Regions from separate parts of the Homo sapiens genome. Here region 1 is linked to region 2. A link is an interaction called in ENCODE POLR2A ChIA-PET data of the cell type or tissue named here. Cell type or tissue: GM12878. All regions are shown on one strand. Region 1 has its middle 17 kb from the start of CCL22. Region 2 has its middle 16 kb from the start of ADGRG1.

Region 1 (4,000 bases), 270 kb before region 2:
GGCAAGCAAAGACATGGCTGAATCTCCTAAACATAATGTTGAATGAAAGGAGTCAGGCACAGGCCAGGTGCAGTGGCTCATGCCTGTAGTCCTAGCTGCTAGGGGAGCTGAGGTGGGAGGATAGCTGAGGTTGAGGCTGAAGCGAACCGTGATCGTGCCACCGGACTCCAGTCTGGGTGACAGAGCGAGACGCTGTCTCAAAAAAAGAGAAGAAGTCAGGCATAAAGGAATGCTTTCTGTATGATTCAGTGTTTCTTTCTGTTCTTTGTTTGTTTGTTTTTTTGAGACAGTGTTTCTCTCTGTCACCCCCCCCGGCTCATTGCAGCCTTGGCCTCCCAGGCTCAAGTGATCCTCCCACCTCAGTCTCTCTAGTAGCTAGGGGCCACAGGCTTGCATCACCATGCCTGGCTAATTTTTGTATTTTTTTTTTTTTTTTTGGAGAGATGGGGCCTCACTACATTGCCTAGGCTGGTCTCGAACTTGGGCTCAGGTAATCCTCCTACCTCAGCTTCCCAAAGTGCTGGGATTAGAGGCATGAGCACCCAGTGCACCCAGTCACTTTTTCTATGATTCAAATAGAAATAACTAGTTTAGGTATTAGGAGCCAGAATGGGCTTTCCTTGGTGGTGGCAGCAGAGGGGTTGTGATGGAAGAGGTCATGAGGGGGTTTCTGGGTTCTTCTTCTTCTTCTTCTTCTTCTTTTTTTTTTTTTTTTTTTTTTTTTTTTGAGACAGAGTCTTGCTCTGTCACCCAGGCTGGAGTGCAGTGGCGTAATCTCTGCTCACTGCAACCTCTGCCTCCCGGATTCAAGCAATTCTCCTGCCTCAGCCTCCCGAGTAGCTGGGACTGCAAGCACCCACCAACACGCCTGGCTAATTTTTGTATCTTTAGTAGAGATGGGGTTTCACCATATTGGCCAGGCTGGTCTCAAACTCCTGACTTTGTGATCCGCCTGCCTCGGCCTCCCAAAGTGCTGGGATTACAGGTGTGAGCCACCATGCCCAGCTCTTGTTCTTCTTCTTCTTTTTTTATTTTTTAACTTTTTATCTTCTAGTAATTTCAAACTTACAGCAAATTTGCAAAAATAGAGTAAAGAAATCCTGTATTTCCTGTATTTCCATCATCCTGATCCACCAACTGTTAACATTTTACCACTTGAGAAAATAATAATTCTTTCCGTACGAGGAGTCCAAGCCCATGTAGATACAGCATCCCTGTGACAGTGACTTCCAGGATCCCACACTAAAAGAAGGGCAAGAGGAGGAGCCTTCTGACACATGGTTGGTCCTGGGGGACCCATTCCTTAGGTAGGTGGCCACTGACCACAGAAAGAGATGACACTGTTCATTGTCCAGTTTGAAGGCTCCTGAGATTCCAAACGCTCTTGGTTCCCCCCTGGTCTTCTCTATAATTCTCCATCTGTGTCCAGATTACCAGGCTTCAGGGTGAGTAAATAACAGGGAACCGAGGGTTGGGAGGCACTACGGAAAGAACCCTGGGCTCTGGGATAAACGTCCATACATTTTCTTCTTCTTTCTTCCCCTCACACCATTCCTCATGCTTTTCTGCTTCCCCTTTCTGCTTCCTTCCCTATAAGATGTCACCTCCTCTCAGTTTCAGCCACTACCTCTTGTCTGGGGACTGGGAGTTGGAGTTTCCCTGGGTCAAGCATGTCACCGTCCAGCTCGGGTGTTCCATCTGTGAAATGTGCAAGGGGCATTTATACCCTTTCAATCACCAAAGGCTGTTGTAAAGATCATTTGGAGCTGCGAATGTGCAAGTTGTTGATCCTCAAATAGCCTGGCAGTGGCAGGCATGACCAGTCCCATTTCACAGAGTCAGGGCCTGAGTCCCAAGGGCACAGGGCCTGGTAGTCAAGCTTCACTGCCAGTTGGTAGCAGAGCCCGTATCTCTGAGACTTAGGATATAGCCATGCTACTCACACCCTCACCCTACAGGCTATAAGATGACTCTCATTTTTATAGAATACCAAAAAGCCAATTGGAAACCCACAAAACATATCAAATGGCAGAAGAGGTAGATGGAATGTGTAGAATTGTTTGCTTTTCTAAGGGTTTTCTTCTTGAAGAAAGAGCAATTGTGGTTTTACAATGGGACTTGCTCGGAAATCCAGGCCAGGACAAGCTGCTTATTCAGAACAAAGTCCTGGAGGGTAAGTCATCTTCTCTTTGCCCAATCATTGTTCCTTGGAGGATGTCCATTATTTGCAGAGCCTGGCTGGCTCTTTGCCAAACCTATTTCCTCTTCTTGAGTACACCTCTTCTGTTTCCCAGCCTTCCTTGCAAACAGGTGAGGTCAGGTGTCTGAATTCTGGCTAATGGAATGTGATCAGAGCTGATGCACCCAACTTCCAGGCTTGGACCAAAAAAGTTTCCCACGCTCCAGGCCTGCTTCTATTTTCCCTTTTATGACTTGATGTAGATGAACACGGCGATCTGTTAACAACAGCAGAACCACAAATGGGAGGAGTCCGGGTGCCTGAACCGCCACTTGGAGAAGAGCTGCCCATTAATCAGGAACATCTGTTTTGGACTTTATGTGGTGAAACATAAACTTACTGTGTCTGAGCCATTATACAATTTGAGGTTTGTTTGTTATGACATCTGACGTTACAGTACCTAATACATGCCAGTTTACCTGATTCCAATGGTTCCTTTTTTAACTACAGAAGACATTTATATCCTTCACGTGTTCAATGATTTCTCCCACATAAATCAAAAGTATTTTCTTAGTCCCCTATTAGAACCTCAGGAATAAAGTGTGCTCCAGGGTTTCATCTCTCCCCTCTCTGAAGTGGATCTTCCTCTCATGACTCTGCCATCCCAAGGAATTCCTAAGAAGTATTTGCAATCAGAATTGGAATGAAGAGACAAGAAAAAGGAGAATTGATGATAGCAAGTATTGACTGTTCTTTTGAGTTTTACTGTAAAGGTCCAGCACCTGGAAGGGGATGTGGGATCTGTTTTCCTAATGCACTGTTTTCTTAAGATGGGAGAATTACTGGTTTGTTGCATGCCAGTGAGAATGCTACTGTAGGGCCGGGCGCGGTGGCTCACACCTGTAATTCCAGCACTTTGGGACACTGAGACAGGTGGATCGCTTGAGGTCAGGAGCTCAAGGCCAGCCTGGCCAACAAAGTGAAACCCCGTCTCTAAAAACAAATACAAAAATTAGCCAGGTGCGGTGGTGTGTGCCTGTAATCCCAACTACTTGGGAGGCTGAGGCAGGAGAATCGCTTGATCCCGGGAGGCAGAGGTTGCAGTGAGCCAAGATTGCACCAATGCACTCTAGCCTGGGCAACAGAGCGAGAGTCTGTCTCAAAAAAAAAAAAAGAGAGAGAGAGAGAGAATGATACAGTAGAAAGGAGGAAATTGATGATGCAGGAAAGAAACAGGAGAATTAGGAGTGATGTCCTTCAGGGGTGCCCAAACTTTTGGCTTCCCTGGGCCACATTGGAAGAAGAAGCATTGTCTTGGGCCACACATAAAGTACACTAACACTAATGATAGCTGATGAGCTAAAAAAAAAAAAAAAAAAAAGTCGCCCAAAAAATCTCCTAATGTTTTAAGAAAGTTTACGCATTTGTGTTGGGCCACATTCAAAGCTGTCCTGGGCCTCAAGCGACCCACAGGCCTTGGGTTGGACAAGCTTATCCTTGAGTGAGGAACAAGGAAAATGCAGTGGGCAGATGCGACAGTTGCAGGTGGGTGTGGTCTTCTGGTAACTTCTCGTTTCTTGGGGACATGGGAATCAGGGTCACAGGTTTCAAGTGCAGATCAGTGAGGAGGAGTTTGAAGGTTTGAGTGGAGACAGGAAAGTATGAAATAGTCAAAGAGAGTGGGAGAGCGAATGAGTCAGGGAAACGCAGTGGGACTTTTGGGTGGCACTGAGGTGAGTGATCTTGGATTTACCATTAGCGTGACTGGGTGGCTTTCTCCAGCCGTGTCAGCTGCACTGGGGCAGGTACAGAGTTGGTGGA
Region 2 (4,000 bases):
CACTTGGACCGCTTCAGCTCTCCACGGGTCAGGCTGGACAGCCCTGTGACCACAGCTTGTCACTGGAGTGTCTTTTCTTCAGGGCCCCTCTTGAGTAGGAGGAGACCAGGCTTTGAAGGTTCCTGAGAGGAGATGTACGGGACCTGAATACAGCTTTCCTGACCTGCCCCTCATAGGAGCCTGCAGGGAGGTGAGATGGGGACCCAGGACAGGGCTGAGGGCAGGCAAGGGCCAGGGGTGTGTTGGAGCTTGCTGTTTTGGCTTGCAAGAACTGGTGGTTAAATTTTTAGGCATTTTGTGAGTTGGTTGTTAAACATAGCCACTGTTAAGAATTAAATTACATACACAAAATTAAATTACAGTCATGTGTTGCATAATGACGTTTTGGGCAATGACAGACCACATAGATGACGGTGGTCCCATAAGATTATATGGGTCATATAAAGAAAGCTACAGATAGCACTTCATATTGGCCTTGCAGATCAACTAGGGGGAAATGACTGATATTCAGTAACGGTGCTGGGACATTTGGTTTTCCATGTAAGAATATATAAATTTTAAAATGCATCCTCTAGGTTTGGATAAATGCACTCTATGATGTTTGCACAATGGCAAAATCACCTAATGACGCATTTCTCAGAATGTGTCCTTGTTCAGTGACTCATGACTGTGTATTTAAAAAGATAATAAATACTCAGAATGAAACACTTTCTGATTATTTTACCACCATCATTCGTTGTAATGGATTGAATCCTGTTCCTCTTTGCCCCAAATTCTTAAGTTAAAGTTCTAACCCTGAGTACTTCAGAATGTGAGCTTATTTGGAGATAAAGTCTTTACAGAAGTAAGCAAGTTAATTGGCGTTTATTAGCGTGGGCCTTAATCCGATATGACAGGTGTGCTTACAAAATGGGGGAATCAGACAGAGACACACACACACAGGGAGGGCACCATGTGAAGATGAAGGCAGAGATCGGAGTGAAATTTCTACAAGCCAAGCAGTGCCAAAGATGGCCAGCCAACCACCAGAAACCAGGGGGAGAGGTGTGGGACAGATTCTCTTTCATAGTCTTCAAAGGCACCAACCCTGCCAACACCTTGATCTTGGACTTCTAACGTCTAGAACTGTGAGAGAATACATTTCTGATCAAGCCACCCTGTTTGTGGTACTTTGCTGTGATAGCCATAGCAAATGAATCCATCTGTGCTCTTGAAGTTGCCATCTGTTGCACTGGTAGAGTAAAAAGAATGGTGAGCTTCTGTGCACCTTTTCCAAATGCCGTGTTCGATGTTTGCTATCTTGCAATTGGCCGTGGCAGAAGTATTTATTTATTAAAACTTTTTTTTTTTGGTAGAGATTGGGGTGGGTCTCAGGAGGTTGCCCAGGCTGGTCTTGAACTCCTGGCCTCAAGCGATCCTCCCACCTTGGCCTCCCAAAGTGTTGAGATTACAGACACTGCACCTAGTCAGAGAGTATTAAAACCACGGAAATCTACAAATGTTACAAATCAGGACTTGCTTTGTTGTTTTGTTGATTGTCTAGATAGAGTTGAGAAAGCAGTGAAATGTTATTAAGGCATATTCCATGCAATCAATGTGTCATGTCTGTAGCTGTTACATCACGAACAGCACAAACAATTTGAAAACCATGATCCGATTCAGCCAACTATTCAAAATCTGTATTCAAAATCAGACTCAGCAAAGATTCCAGTATCTGAAGACCATAATCCCACTCGGCAAAAAATTGCTCACGTCATTGATGGACAAATGAAATTCCGACACGTATCTTTGTTGTTTCCTTTTTTTTCTTGTTAATGTAAATGAAAATATCAATATAGGTATCCAAACAACACTTAGAGAGCCTGTTGTCAATATTTAGCAGCCCACCACTAATGTGGGGCGGAGGAGGCCAGCTCTGGCCCGCCCAGGACTGAGGGGCCCAAGGCTGCAGGGCCTGCACGGGTGGGTGGACCGACTGCCTGCGTTTCAGCTGCTCTGGGTGGACCAGTTCCAGTGTCTCCTCCCTGGGAGTGGGGTGGGGGGCTGCCTTCCTACCCTCTACCCTGGGAGGCTTCTGCAGGGTTTCTGCTTGGTTCCTAGTGATCTCCGGCTATCAGGACCCTGTGGTGTTAGCAGCTGAATTTGTTTTTCTTTTCTTTCTTTTCTTTTTTTTTTTTTTTTTTTTTGAGAAGGAGTCTCTCTCTGTCACCCAGGCTGGAGCGCAGTGGCGCAATCTCGGCTCACTGCAACCTCCACCTCCCGGGTTCAAGCAATTCTCCTGCTTCAGCCTCCCGAGTAGCTGGGATTACAGGCGCCCACCACCACGACTGGCTAATTATTTTTTGTATTTTTAGTAGAGACAGGGTTTCACCGTGTTGGCCAGGCTGGTCTCCAACTCCTGACGTCAAGTGATCCGCCTGCCTTTGCCTCCCAAAGTGCTGGGATTTAGGCATGAGCCACTGCACCCAGCCAGCAGTTCAATTTCTTGATGGGGAAGTAAGAGAAGAAATAAAAAATCAATGATGTAATTAATCAAGTAATTCAATAAATATGAAGGCAAATACATGTAATGAAAGGGCAATGAAAAAAGCAAACTAAAAAAACAAAAGAGTGGAGATAATTATGCCTGGTCTGGCATGCAGGAGAGGCTGCTAGGCCTAGCATTGATCGATAGCCTTTATCTTGTCAGAGCAGGGCTGAGTCCTTCAGCTACCCTCCTTGAAATATAAATCGATCCCCTCACTCCCTTTTGAATCCACCCATGGCTTCCTGCTTCCCTCGGACTAAAATTATACTTCCGTTCCTGTCTTCACAGCCCGGCTCTTTGCCCTCATCTCCTTTGCCTCTGTGCTCCAGTCACAATTACCAGATCCTAGTTTCTCCAACATGCTGAGGATATTCCTCACTCCGAGCCTTTGCACATGCTGTTCCTTCTGTCTGGTATGCTGAGCCCCAGGCCCACTCTTTCCACGGCTGGCTCCTCCTTATCCATTAGGACCTTGTTACAAACATCACCTCCTCCAAGGAGCCTTCCCTAATTACCTGGCTAAAGTGCATTCCCTATTTCATTTCATCTTCACTCTTTTGTTGTTTAGGTTGCTTTTTAAATTGCCCTCCCATTACATGTATTTGTCTTTGTATTTATTGAATTATTTGATTAATTACTTCATTGATTGTTTAATTTCTTACCTTACTTCCTCATCAAGCCATCAGCTCCATGAAGGCAGGGATGGTTTCTGGGCTCTGTCAGGTATGCAGAGCCCAGCTTGAGGCCTGGCACTTGGTGGGTACTTAGGAAATGTTCGTTGAATGAATGAATAAAATACATTCACTGAGAAACTGTATGACCTAGAGATAAATCATGGACCTATGGTCCAACAGAGATATGGATTCAAGTCCTGCCACTGGCACTTATTGCTGGTGTGCTCTGGGACAGGTTCCTAAATCTCTTTAGGCCTCAGTCTCCCTGTCTATAATCCCCTATGTAATTCCCTTCAAATGATTGTTATGGGGATTAAATAAATCAATCCATGCAGTTTTAGGAATGGGCTTGGCACAGAGAGGTGCTTGGGAGTGTTGGATGCCAGTATTCTTATAAGTAAAGGGATGTGGGACTTTGGGGTTCAGGGGTTCAGGGGTTCAGAGCCTGACTTTCCATAAAAGAGGACGGGATAACTCCAAGAGGAGTTCTTGGAAGAAGGGGCATTTGAACTGGGCCATAAAGGGGGGTGGATGGCGTTTCTCTAGGCAGAGATGGCAGTAGGGAAATCAGGAGCCAGGAGGGACATCTGGTCCCAGAAAGAGATCTGCGGGCAGGCCAGGCCTGCTCCTGGCTGGTCCCAGAAAGAGACCTGCGGGCAGGCCAGACCTGCTCCAGGGCTGGGAGGAAAGCCACTGGGTGCCAGGGATACGCTCAGTATGAGCTGCCTTGTTCTAGGCCACGGCCTCTGCCCCCAGTCTTGACATTTGGTTTTCACCTGTTTCCTCTGGGTAGTTGACA

Evidence for each region. Peaks named below come from ENCODE experiments on the same cell type or tissue, not always from the same donor. Only the 100,000 strongest peaks of a DNase experiment are listed, where the experiment ranks them.
Region 1: POLR2A ChIA-PET joins it to region 2 with 8 read pairs; 1 of 35 experiments calls an interaction of 5 or more read pairs at or near these places.

The regions. Positions count from the first base shown.
Region 1 is chr16:57,339,621-57,343,620 of GRCh38, forward strand. No RefSeq gene overlaps it. Among named protein-coding and RNA genes, the nearest start is that of CCL22, 17 kb to the right of the region's middle. In GM12878, no CTCF peak of the experiment used is centred here; DNase peaks (open chromatin) are centred at 181, 1,691 and 3,770; H3K27ac peaks cover 1,882 bases.
Region 2 is chr16:57,610,723-57,614,722 of GRCh38, forward strand. No RefSeq gene overlaps it. Among named protein-coding and RNA genes, the nearest start is that of ADGRG1, 16 kb to the right of the region's middle. RefSeq lists an enhancer at 3,869-3,918. In GM12878, no CTCF peak of the experiment used is centred here; no DNase peak of the experiment used is centred here; H3K27ac peaks cover 700 bases.